Regions from separate parts of the Homo sapiens genome. Here region 1 is linked to region 2. A link is an interaction called in ENCODE POLR2A ChIA-PET data of the cell type or tissue named here. Cell type or tissue: Panc1. All regions are shown on one strand. Each heading gives the region's core, and the rest is flanking DNA. Links, peaks and the distances in the headings are about the cores only. Region 1 has its middle 55 kb from the start of LINC01991. Region 2 holds the start of LPP-AS1 (LPP antisense RNA 1).

What was found. Peaks named below come from ENCODE experiments on the same cell type or tissue, not always from the same donor. Only the 100,000 strongest peaks of a DNase experiment are listed, where the experiment ranks them.
Region 1: POLR2A ChIA-PET joins it to region 2 with 11 read pairs; 2 of 35 experiments call an interaction of 5 or more read pairs at or near these places.

Annotation. Positions count from the first base shown.
Region 1 is chr3:187,919,035-187,924,423 of GRCh38, reverse strand. No RefSeq gene overlaps it. Among named protein-coding and RNA genes, the nearest start is that of LINC01991, 55 kb to the left of the region's middle. RefSeq lists an enhancer at 4,987-5,166. In Panc1, for the core only: no CTCF peak of the experiment used is centred there; no DNase peak of the experiment used is centred there; H3K27ac peaks cover 1,001 bases.
Region 2 is chr3:188,564,520-188,569,908 of GRCh38, reverse strand. All of the region lies in intron 6 of LPP (LIM domain containing preferred translocation partner in lipoma), which reads right to left. It overlaps LPP-AS1 (LPP antisense RNA 1), which reads left to right and starts at 1,243. Exons shown (of 2, transcript NR_046623.1): 1 at 1,243-1,534. In Panc1, for the core only: no CTCF peak of the experiment used is centred there; no DNase peak of the experiment used is centred there.

The sequences.
Region 1 (5,389 bases), core at 324-5,323, 650 kb after region 2:
TCTCACTAAAAGTGCTTCCCAGAGAAAGTGGTACCTTGAGTCTTCACAGTGGTCAAGCAGGATTTTAATTCAGTGTTAATGATCAAGGGATTGGGGACCTCCTTTTTTAATTTTATTTTTCCGTAAGTTATTGGGGTACAGGTGGTATTTGGTTACATGAGTAAATTCTTTAGTGGAGATTTGTGTGAACCTGGTGCACCCATCACCTGAGCAGTACACACTGAACCATATTTGTTGTCTTTTATCTCTTGCCCCCCTCCACTCTTCCCCCCAAATCCCCAAGTCCATTGTATCATTCTTATGCCTTTGCACCCTCATAGCTTAGCTCCCACATATCAGTGACAACATACAATATTTGGTTTCCCATTCCTGAGTTACTTCATTTAGAATAATAGTCTCTAATTGCATCCAGGTCATTCTTTGCGATTCAGTGTTTTCATCTGCAAAATGGGATAATAATGTTATCAACCTCACAGACTTTTTATGAATAATATATGTGTCATTATGTACTAAATCTCTTAGAAAAGCTCCTGGATCATAGTAAGTGCTCCAAAATGTTGATCATTACTTTTATTCTTAGCATTTGAGTAAAATTACCCTAAAATTTCTTGCACTCTCAAAAGAGAAATTCTTAATTCATGCAGGAAGACCCATGCTCATTGAATTCCTTTGCACATTACTGTAGAACCTACTCCAGCCTTTGCAGGTGCCCATGCTGTGTAGTTCACAAGTGTGCTCTGGTTTTCTCTCTCTCTACCCCAAAACTTGTCTTTCTCTGTCTCTCAAGCGCGCGCACACACACACACACACACACACACACACACACACACAGTAATTACTCTCTGTAGAAACTGGACTGTTTATCAAAACCCTGGGTGTAGGAGTGTCTCAAATGATTTCTGGAAACTGAAATGATTTCAGAGATACCAGGCATCAAGAATGTGGGTGTATAATACAAACAATAAGCAAGTTCATATCGAAATCTTTACATTTAGGAGAGGTGGGTTTTCCTTTCTGTTGGTTTCTTTTTTTCCAAAAGCATCATCATTTATGTGGTTTGAAAATGATCTTTCCTCTGGAAATTAGACATCGCAACATAGAACATAGAGATGTAGCTGATTAAGTGTATGAAGGGGCCAATAGCTTTTCAGAGAGGCTTCATCCTCTTTCAGGCATGGCAGCCTACAAGAATGAATTTGCTTTGAGTCATACATTTTACATAAACCAAAGAGGTTACCCCTAAGATGAACTGTCTGGCTTATTGTTCCCTACCCCCACAGCATCCCACATACCATCACAGGAAGGCATTAGCAGTTTCAGGACTTGAACTTTCTCTCAAATTTTTCTTTACTTGAACCAAGCAGAGTTGCTACAGTAAAAAATAATTGTCACTGTGTCGAGTGTAGTTAATGGCTGTGGGCATGTTGTCTTTTTAGATGTAAAGATAATGAGATCTTATTTCCCACACACAATGAGTATGGCAATTAGTAGGGAAAAGTTTGCCCTCCTGAATCCAGCCCTGTTTTCCATCTTTCTGTTTATTTTGTGAATAAGGACAAGCAATTGCTAGAGGCTGGCCAGAATTAGGTTTCTCAGAGATCATCTAGTTCACCACATAACTCTTTCATTTTATAGATGTAGAAACTGAAGGCCAAAAGAGAAAGGGACTTGCTTACGGTCACACAGGTGTTAGAACCCAGAACTCCTGCATCACAGTTCAGGATTCCAACAGTAGGAAAAAAGACTTGAACCTATAAGAACTTCTTCAGAAGCACCAATGTGTTCATAAAATAATCAAAGCGTAATGACATGATACAATAATATATGATCTGAAAGGATTATTATGGGAATAAATAATAAGGAAAGTAAAATATTCATGTAAAATCTTAAATCACTGGCCAGGCACAGTGGCTTATGCCTGTAGTCCCTGAACTTTGAAAGGCTGAGGCAGGAGCACCACTCGAAGCCATGAAGAGGTTGAGACCAGCCTGGGCAACAAAGTGAGACTCCATCTCTACCAAAAAAAAAAAAAAAAAAAAAAAAAGCCAGGCATTGTGGCACATAGCTGTAGTTCCAGCAGCTACTATTTGGGAGGCTGAGGTGGAAGGATGGCTTGAGCTCAGGAGTTCGAAGCTGCAGTGAGCTCTGATTGTGCCAGTGCACTCCAGCCTGGGTGACAGAGTAAGACTATGTCTCTAAAACTCAAAAAACCCAAACAGACAAAGAAAAATACTTTAAAGCACCAACTAGATGGCTGACAAAGACTGCAGAACATCTACTCAAGTCAAGGGGAAAATAAGAATTATTTTCTTCTTGCAAATAAAACAGAATTCCCAAGGCCATTTAAAATGTCTGTTTGCCTATATGCCTTATTTTAGCTGAAATTTCCTTTGCATAATTTAGTCCTAGGAAGTTTCATATCATTCTAGAACTAAAGATAATTTGTCTTAGTCTATTAAATAGTTAGCAATCTTCAGCTAAGCACAAGTTGTAGCTGAGGTCAAAAGTAGAAACACTAACTTTCTCTACGGCATTTGTTGATCTAACCCCAGGGTAGGAAGTCTAAACTCTGAGGAGAGGGTTCCCAGTTAAAGAGGTTAATAATATCTTTGTCACCACAAAGACTTGCCCCCTAGAACCATGGAGATTGGAAGAGATGACTGAAAGTTAATTCAGCCAGAAGATATTTTGGGCTCAAAAATGGAAGTACATACTGCTTATGGGACCTTTAAGATATGAATTTGAGACAAGTAGAGTCGCCTGTGAGATTGGGGAAGACACATTTTACACGTGTGGAAGCAGGATCAGCAGGATCAAACTTGTTTGGAGCCCATAGTAGGAAGTTCCCACAAGACAGAGTGTGGTTCAGAACTTTTGAATAATCTGAAGTGTGAAAACATGGAGCCAGGCTGCCTCTGGATGGAGTGAGCACCGCCCCACAGAAGCTGTTCAACAGAGGCTCTGGAAGGGAGGCCAAAGGGGAAGAGTCAAGTTAAGAGTGGCTGCAGATTGGAGAAATCTCCCCTTTGGTTTTCCACACTCCTAAGAGTCTGAGAGTCTAGAATTCCTTTCTCTAAAGAGGAAAGATACTAGAAAAGCCAGGGGAGACAGAATGACAAGAGGCAGGATGCAAAAACCTTGGGCAGCCTCTCTTCTCTCCTCTCATAATCGGGAGAATGATGGGATTCTGCACTCAGGGAAATGAAAGGGCAATAAACTTCCAAGGCAATGAAAGGCGCTGTCTCTAGTCCTGTATTCAGGCAACATGTGGAAGTCCTTGCTTTCAGACAGATTGTGGGGATTTTTTTTAAACACAAAAGCTTCTGTGGCTGAAGTGATGTGATCCAGATTGTGCAGCTGGAATTGCTCAACTTCAGGTGGCCCTGGGTTGGAGGACTACACCGCATGACTTGGTGTGTGCGGCATTGGCACGGTGTGGCGTGGGGTTTGTGGTGCTGGAATGGTGCAAAATTTCTCTTGAAATGTGTGCTGCTGCTTTGAGAGACCAATGGGATCATTAGAGAATGTCCACTGTTTATTAAAATGAACTCCATGGAGTACTAATCTCATAAGATCCGTGTTCTAGGGCCAAGTAAAGAGGAATGTTGTGTATCCATATTTCCTCCCTGTAGATTTACATTCAAAGGCTCTGAGAAGGGCTGTAGCAAAGCAACCTGTTTCATTTGGAATAATCCTGCTTTTTTTTTTTTTTTTTTTTTTGAGACGGAGTCTCGCTCTGTCACCAGGCTGGAGTGCAGTGGCATGATCTTGGCTAACTGCAACCTCCGCTTCCCAGGTTCAAGCAATTCTCATGCCTCAGCCTCCCGAGTAGCTGGGACTATAGGTGTGCCCCACCACACCCAGCTAATTTTTTTGTATTTTTAGTAGAGACGGGGGTTTCACCATGTTGGCCAGGATGCTCTCGATTTCTTGACCTCGTGATCCACCTGCCTCTGCCTCCCAAAGTGCTGGGATTACAGGCATGACCCACCGCACCTGGCCAATCCTTCTTTTTAAAAACTTATTTGATGGTGGTGTCAATTTTTACCTAAAACTACTGTCATCCTGGGAACTGATGCTCCGTGGTGAACACTGTGGTAACACTTTTGGGCAATTCCAAGGATGACACATAGACTCACAAAATGTTAGAACTGAAAGCAACACAGAATTTAATGCCATTCCCCCACTTTTTGAATAAACTAAGCAGAGGCCTGCAAGGGTTATACCAAAGTAATGACCAACAACCATTAACTCTGACCTGCAAGAACTTGAAATTTTAAAATGTCAACAAATGACTGTGTAACATTAGGTCATGGATTATGATGTAATATTATATTATACATAAGGTTAGACAGCAGTTACAAGAATACTGGACTTAGAATCAATAAAGCTGGGGTCTAATCGGAGGCCTCTGGCTCTGTCACTGTCACTGCTTAGGTCCATCTTTCTACTTTTGTTAGTGTTGTGTGCCCCCATCTCTAAAATGGGAAGAATAATGCTTGTGTGGCTGATCTCAAAAGTTCCGGTAAGAATCAAGACAGAACGAATGTGAAAGTGGTTTATAAATTGCACTGTGATATGTAGGAATCTTCCTTCCTCCTAACATATTGATGTTACAGCAGCATCAGGAGGATGTGAGTATTTTCCATTGCTTTTCTCATTGTGAGGGTAGTTTGCATGAATCTGCCACAGACTCCATCTTTCAACCACTTTCACTGTTTAGTGAGGTGACTGGTTACCTCAGCGAGCCCTCAGCAAATCTAGTTACCCCCTTGAGTGGAATGCTGGATCTGTGATCTTACACACACCTGACTAGCAAGGGAAAGCAGAAAGTTATGAGCAAGGTGAAAGTCTCAGCAGATTTTTGGACATTTGACTTCTAGTACTCACAGACACCTATGAAAAAAACAAAGGCTTCCGAATTTTGTGTTGTTAGGACTCAAAAAGAAGAAGAAAAAGAAGAAGAATTCAATAACAGTCATCACCAAAAGACAGAAAGAGAGGAAGACAGAATGTCTGCATTGAGAAAATCTTGGTATCTTATCTCTGGGATGTTATTGATGATCTGAGTATAGTGCAAAATCTTAAGTGAAATGAATTGGTGGTTTCAGTTCCGGATATGGTATGCAAAGAAAAAAAAAATTTGCTCTTTGAAATTCAACGCTTCCTCGTCTGTGCTTCAGGAAGCCACACGCCTGATGTTGAGCGTGGAAACTGACTCATTTCTAGCCCTTTGAGATTAGCCTCTCTAGCCCCCAGACTGTGGGCAGGATCTGGGCCCTAATGGGAAACTAGAATTGGGTCTGTCCAAACCTGGAGGAGAATCAGACACAACCTCATCGGATGCACATCTCTTTTAGGGTACTCAGCCTCCCAGAAGTTTCTGTAG
Region 2 (5,389 bases), core at 323-5,322:
TAAAATTAAATTGAGGTAATGATTGCATGACTCTGTAAATAAATTACAAATCACTGAATTGTAAAAAAGCAAAATAAAAACTTTTTGCCAAATATCCCTCTTCACTAACACAGGGACTGTTAGTATTTTCAGTTGTGCCTTTAGTGGCCAATTCATACATTTAGGCTTTGGAGCCAGATGGCCGAGGCTGAAACATGACCTCTGCCACTTAGTGCCTCGATGAGTTACATACAACCTTCTGGGCCACAATTTCCTCTGCTGAAAAATGGGAGAAATGACAGGCTACATCATTGGATTACTAAGAAAAATAAGTGAATTGATTTGTGGAAGTGATACAGTAACTTCTCAATAAATGTTTAGTTACCAATCCATATCTTTTATTTAATTATAATTTTTAATATCAGAAATAATTGGCTATTGCTGCAAAGGGTTAATCTGATGGGGAATTCTACATAAAATTCTTTGTAGATAAGCACTATCCTACACAATACAGATGACATACTTCTAATTTTCATTCACAATCCAGGGCCCCTCCAATTCAAGTATATTCAGATTATCTTTCTAAAGCATGCTTCTCATTTTTTCCTCAAACTTTCAATGCTCCTGTCTTCCCCCCAGACTCCTGTCCCTAGTGCCTGCAACTGCCTACAAGGACAAGGTACAGAACATATAAAGTCATTGCATTGCACCGAATCCAATTGTAAGCGGCTCTCCGAACCCTCACCAATTTATTATTATTATTATTATTATTTGGCTGTTTTCTTTCTCTGTGCCACTTACTCCATTTTCCAGATACTTCAAATTCCTCACTCAGCCAAAAACACCATTCTTTCACGCAAATCTTCCTTTCACAATTGCAATTTCTTCTGCCTAGACTGTGGTCAGCCTTGAAAAACTCCTGTACATCCTTTGTGACCCAACTCGAATGTCACATCCTCTAGCTGACCTCAATCTTCATTGTGACCTCATAATAAGACATATACACCCCTACTGAAGCGTAAGTTCCCCCTCTCCACCCTTCAGGCCCTGCAGCCACTGTCTGCCCACACAGTCCCAAATGTTATCACAATACTAAGCTATTGTGCATTATATGTGATTCACCTCAGAGCCACAGCATATTTTCTTTTCTCTTCCAGAAAAACTTCTTCCTCTCTACTTTCCCCAAGCCACTCACCTCGCAAACTCCTACAAGTTTGTCAGACCTCAGTTTAGTTCAGATCGGATGCATTCAGGGTGTTATGGCAGGAGACAGACATGATCATAGGAAACTTCCTCAGATCTTCCAAGACTAGGTTTGCTTTGTCCCTGAATATGCTTCCAGAGTACCCTCTGCTGACCCTGAGTACTGGTCTATAGCACCAAATGGAAGACTGTCTGTCGATACACATTTTGTGACAGGCTCAGTTTTGTATAACTATTGTCAATCTCCATAACCCTAGCACATAGGAAGTCTCTGGCACATATCAGATGCTCAATATCGGTTGAGTGAATGTATTAATCATCTCCTTTAAAACCAGAGTCAGTGGATTGAAGGGTAAGTATATTATATCTCAAAAAGCTATTATTTAAAAATAAATCTGAATTACCAGTCTATCTTTCTCATTGTAGTTTTACCTCTCAGTTGCTGGACAGAGGTCTTACATGCTTGCATCCCTATCGTGGAGCCTGAAACCTACAAGTTGCTCAATAATGTTTACTGAAATTTCATAAAAATAAAATATTATGCCAGATTCTCAGCCACTGAACTACTTTCTACAAATGACCAATTTATATGAAGCTCCTCAGTAGGTAAATTGATAGTGATATCACAAATCAAGCAGCTGGAAGATTCACTGCTTTCAACATTCACATTTCACAACTAACAATTGGGTCCAGTAAGTGAATTACCCGAGATCGTGCAAATAGGATCACAAAGAATGCCTTCTCCCTAATCAATATCATTAGTGGTATCTAACTTAGAAAGACTGTTGTAATCACAGTAGTCAGATTTAGTGTTATGAGTATGGACTCTGCCAGCAACAAATCACCAAATACAGGTGATGAAAGCTATAGCTAGAAATAAATAGATCACTAGTGGGTTTTTGAAAACATGATCAGATTAAACAGGTGTTGATATGCATGAGAAGAGGAATAAACTCTTGGTTTGATGTAAGTCATTATTTGGCAGTTGTGTAATATCTGATAATCCTTCTAGGCTCTATTTACTCAAAGACCAGGAACTATAAGTATATCTGCTTCATAGGACAGAAGCCAGTGAAATTGGAGACAAATATTTTACATACCACAAATATGGTATTCAGGCAATGATGATAACAGCATCATTCTATAAGACCAACTGTATGACAGGCTTTGTTTTAAGCACTTTAGACACACTTTACACACGGCTTTGACTATAAACTGCATCTTTTTTTTTCCCTACTAACCTACTAACAAAGAACCAACAGGTGTCACTTAATATGTGTTACAATGGTTTCTTACCACATCAATCATAGGATGTGTTTCAATTTTCAAGAAATTAAACTGTGAGAAAGATATTTTATAGGATACAAGTAATAGAGTATAATACATTTAATAGTCCTAACAATCCTATGAGATGGGTCCTATTATCATCCCCATTTTAATGATGTGGAAGTTGAGGCGCAGAGAGGTTAAGGAACTTGTTCAAGGTTACATAAAAGCTTTAATGACGAGAAAAGTTTAACAGAGACTCAAAAAGTTTTACAGCGTCATCTCTCAGAAGCCCATAAAATGCTAAGAATTAGGTTTGTTTCTCTAAATCATACAATTGAACCAGTAAACTTTCCTCACTGAAGGGTATGGTGTCCTGAGATCTAAGAATTCTCATGGCAAAGTATTATGAAAATAAAAGTAGAAAGATAGCAATTTTAAACTCTTCAAGTTTTTATAATTTGCATCCTCTTTGCATTTATATAGCTCAGTTTGTATCAGACCAATTTGCACTCATTTGGATTTTGCTTTTAAGTTTTCTAAATCCTTTCATTTATCTGTTTTCTGTATGCATAAAGATACTGTAACTATTCTGGAAATGATAGTGTATTTGTTTTTCGATCTCCTTACTCCCCTTCTCCACCCTCCAAGCCTTGCTCTGAGCTTAGTGGGCATTAAATAAGTGTTGCTGACTAATTAAAGGCAAATTGGAGATCCAATTTGGCATCATATCCCAAAGCATGATATTAAAAAACACACAACTCAAGCATAGATTGTTAGCTTCTCGTATATGATTAGTGGTATTCTTGGTATAATTTACATAGTGAGAGAACATGGCTTTTTGAACTAAGCAGAAACATCCAAGGATTTGGTATGAATGTTGGAGGGAGAGTTGGGAGGAGGATCAAAGGAACACATTAAGAGATGAGACTGTGATTTGACTATGACTTGATCATCGAATAGAGTCCTTAGGCTGATCACAGTTAAGATACATATTTTTAAATCTGAGTTATTTGGTGAGGTAATGAGAGCTAACTAATAAAGCTAACATGAAATATGATACAGAAAATATGACACAGTTCCCATCAATGTTCATTTTCAAAACAATATTATTTTATGTATAAAATCATCTCTAAGCACAGAAAGGTTGTTTGCTGACTCTTGCTCCCACATATGAAAGTCAAGATATGATATTCCAGATCACCTGTGAAATTCTAACATGGTTATTAGGAACAGCAATCAAAGTGTAAGCACTTTTCCATCGTCTTGTAATCGTGCAAGGGAAGATTGAAAAGAAACACAACTGTATAATTTTCAAATTTTTCCTCATCAAAGACACTGGTTAATTGGGAAGTTATTGAGAATATAAAGTTAAATCTTGTTAATCCTTTTCCTATCATATGAAAATTCCTATTAACCACACGATGAAACCTTCTTTTCTCACACGCAGGTTAAACTAAAAGCTATTCCAAAATCCCTCACCTCTAAGCCCTAAGTGACACTGTGCAATCTCCTACCCACACCTCTCTTTACGGTAAATAGAGAAGAGGTGCACATTCTGGCAAACACATTAGTCCTCATCTACCAAAGTGAAAATCTGTGAGCTAAGAAACTTCTATACATTGTCCAGTAGTACATGTTTATAAAAATAACCTTGAAGCTTAGTCAAAGTCTCTCTGAAGTTATCAAATATTGAATGTTTTTCATTATTTTAATATCAAATATGTCTTCATTCTATTTGGTACTTTAAGTTTCTTTGCCATAATAAGATATAATATACATCAGACAAACATATTTAGGAAAAAACAAAAACCCCGTTCAGTTTTAAAACTGCCAAAAATGTTAGCTTTGAATGGGCAAAAATAGAATAAAGCTTCTTGAAAGTTATCAAAGTCTAATAGTATCTCACGATTGCTTTCTAATGGGCTCATTACTATGTTAGTTTTGCTTATCAGAAGTTTAAATTACAGGTTTACAGATAAACCGTTTTAAAACCAGAATGAAAACTAAATACTAGTGGAACATTGGTCTACAGACCAAAGCAAGAGGCAGTCAGAAAGTGAGAGGAGCGGATCTCTAAGGTCCACAACTTGTTTACTTGCAAACATCTGGGGTGAAGTCCCAGCCTCAGATATTTGGTTTGCCTTGACTTTATAAATTTCTCTCTGTGATAGAGAAGTACATACAATGTTGTCTCTACCACACCAACCACTCTGTTTAAGCAAAACCCTCAAAAAGTTGCTTGTTTTAATAACTACATTGCCACAGTTTTGTAACAGGTAATTCTGCACTCTGGCCACAGCTAGTTGGATCAGACATTGAACCCAAACCAGACTAGATACCCAGGAGCTGTGTTGGAGGAAGAATTCCTCCTCCATGTGTACTGGAGAAGAACCAGCTAAAATAATGGTCCTGTTGGTTCAGGCTTTTCAGTGTAAGGATACAGAAAAAGAAAAGCTGGGAGCAGAGATGGAATGGAGCAAAAGCCAGAGACACACGGCGTAGGATGAGGAGGCCATGAGGCAGGAGGACATCATATAACGAACATCCTAGTGTTCAGAAGAAGACTAAACAGAATCACTAACAGGAGCTGCCACAGAAAACAGAAGGAAAATTGAAGAAAGCTAAGTCCTTGTCCAACAAAGACCCACCGGACAAGGAAACACTGGATGTTTATTTCTGAGGAATGACAAAATCAGCTGCTGTTGTGTCCTCAATGATATTCCAAGTCTCCATGAGGCTTGGTTGTCTAGTTGCTGACATGGGTTTTTGGACTTCCTTCCTTCTCCCTGTATATTACCATAAATTCCCATCATCTAAAGTCATCTGAGGTAACTTTAAGCACATCTTGGTTCCTGCAACCTGAAAGGACCTAACTAAAACAGACCCAAGAAACGATTTCTTTATTTTAAAAGAACTTAGACACACATAATTCTGGCTC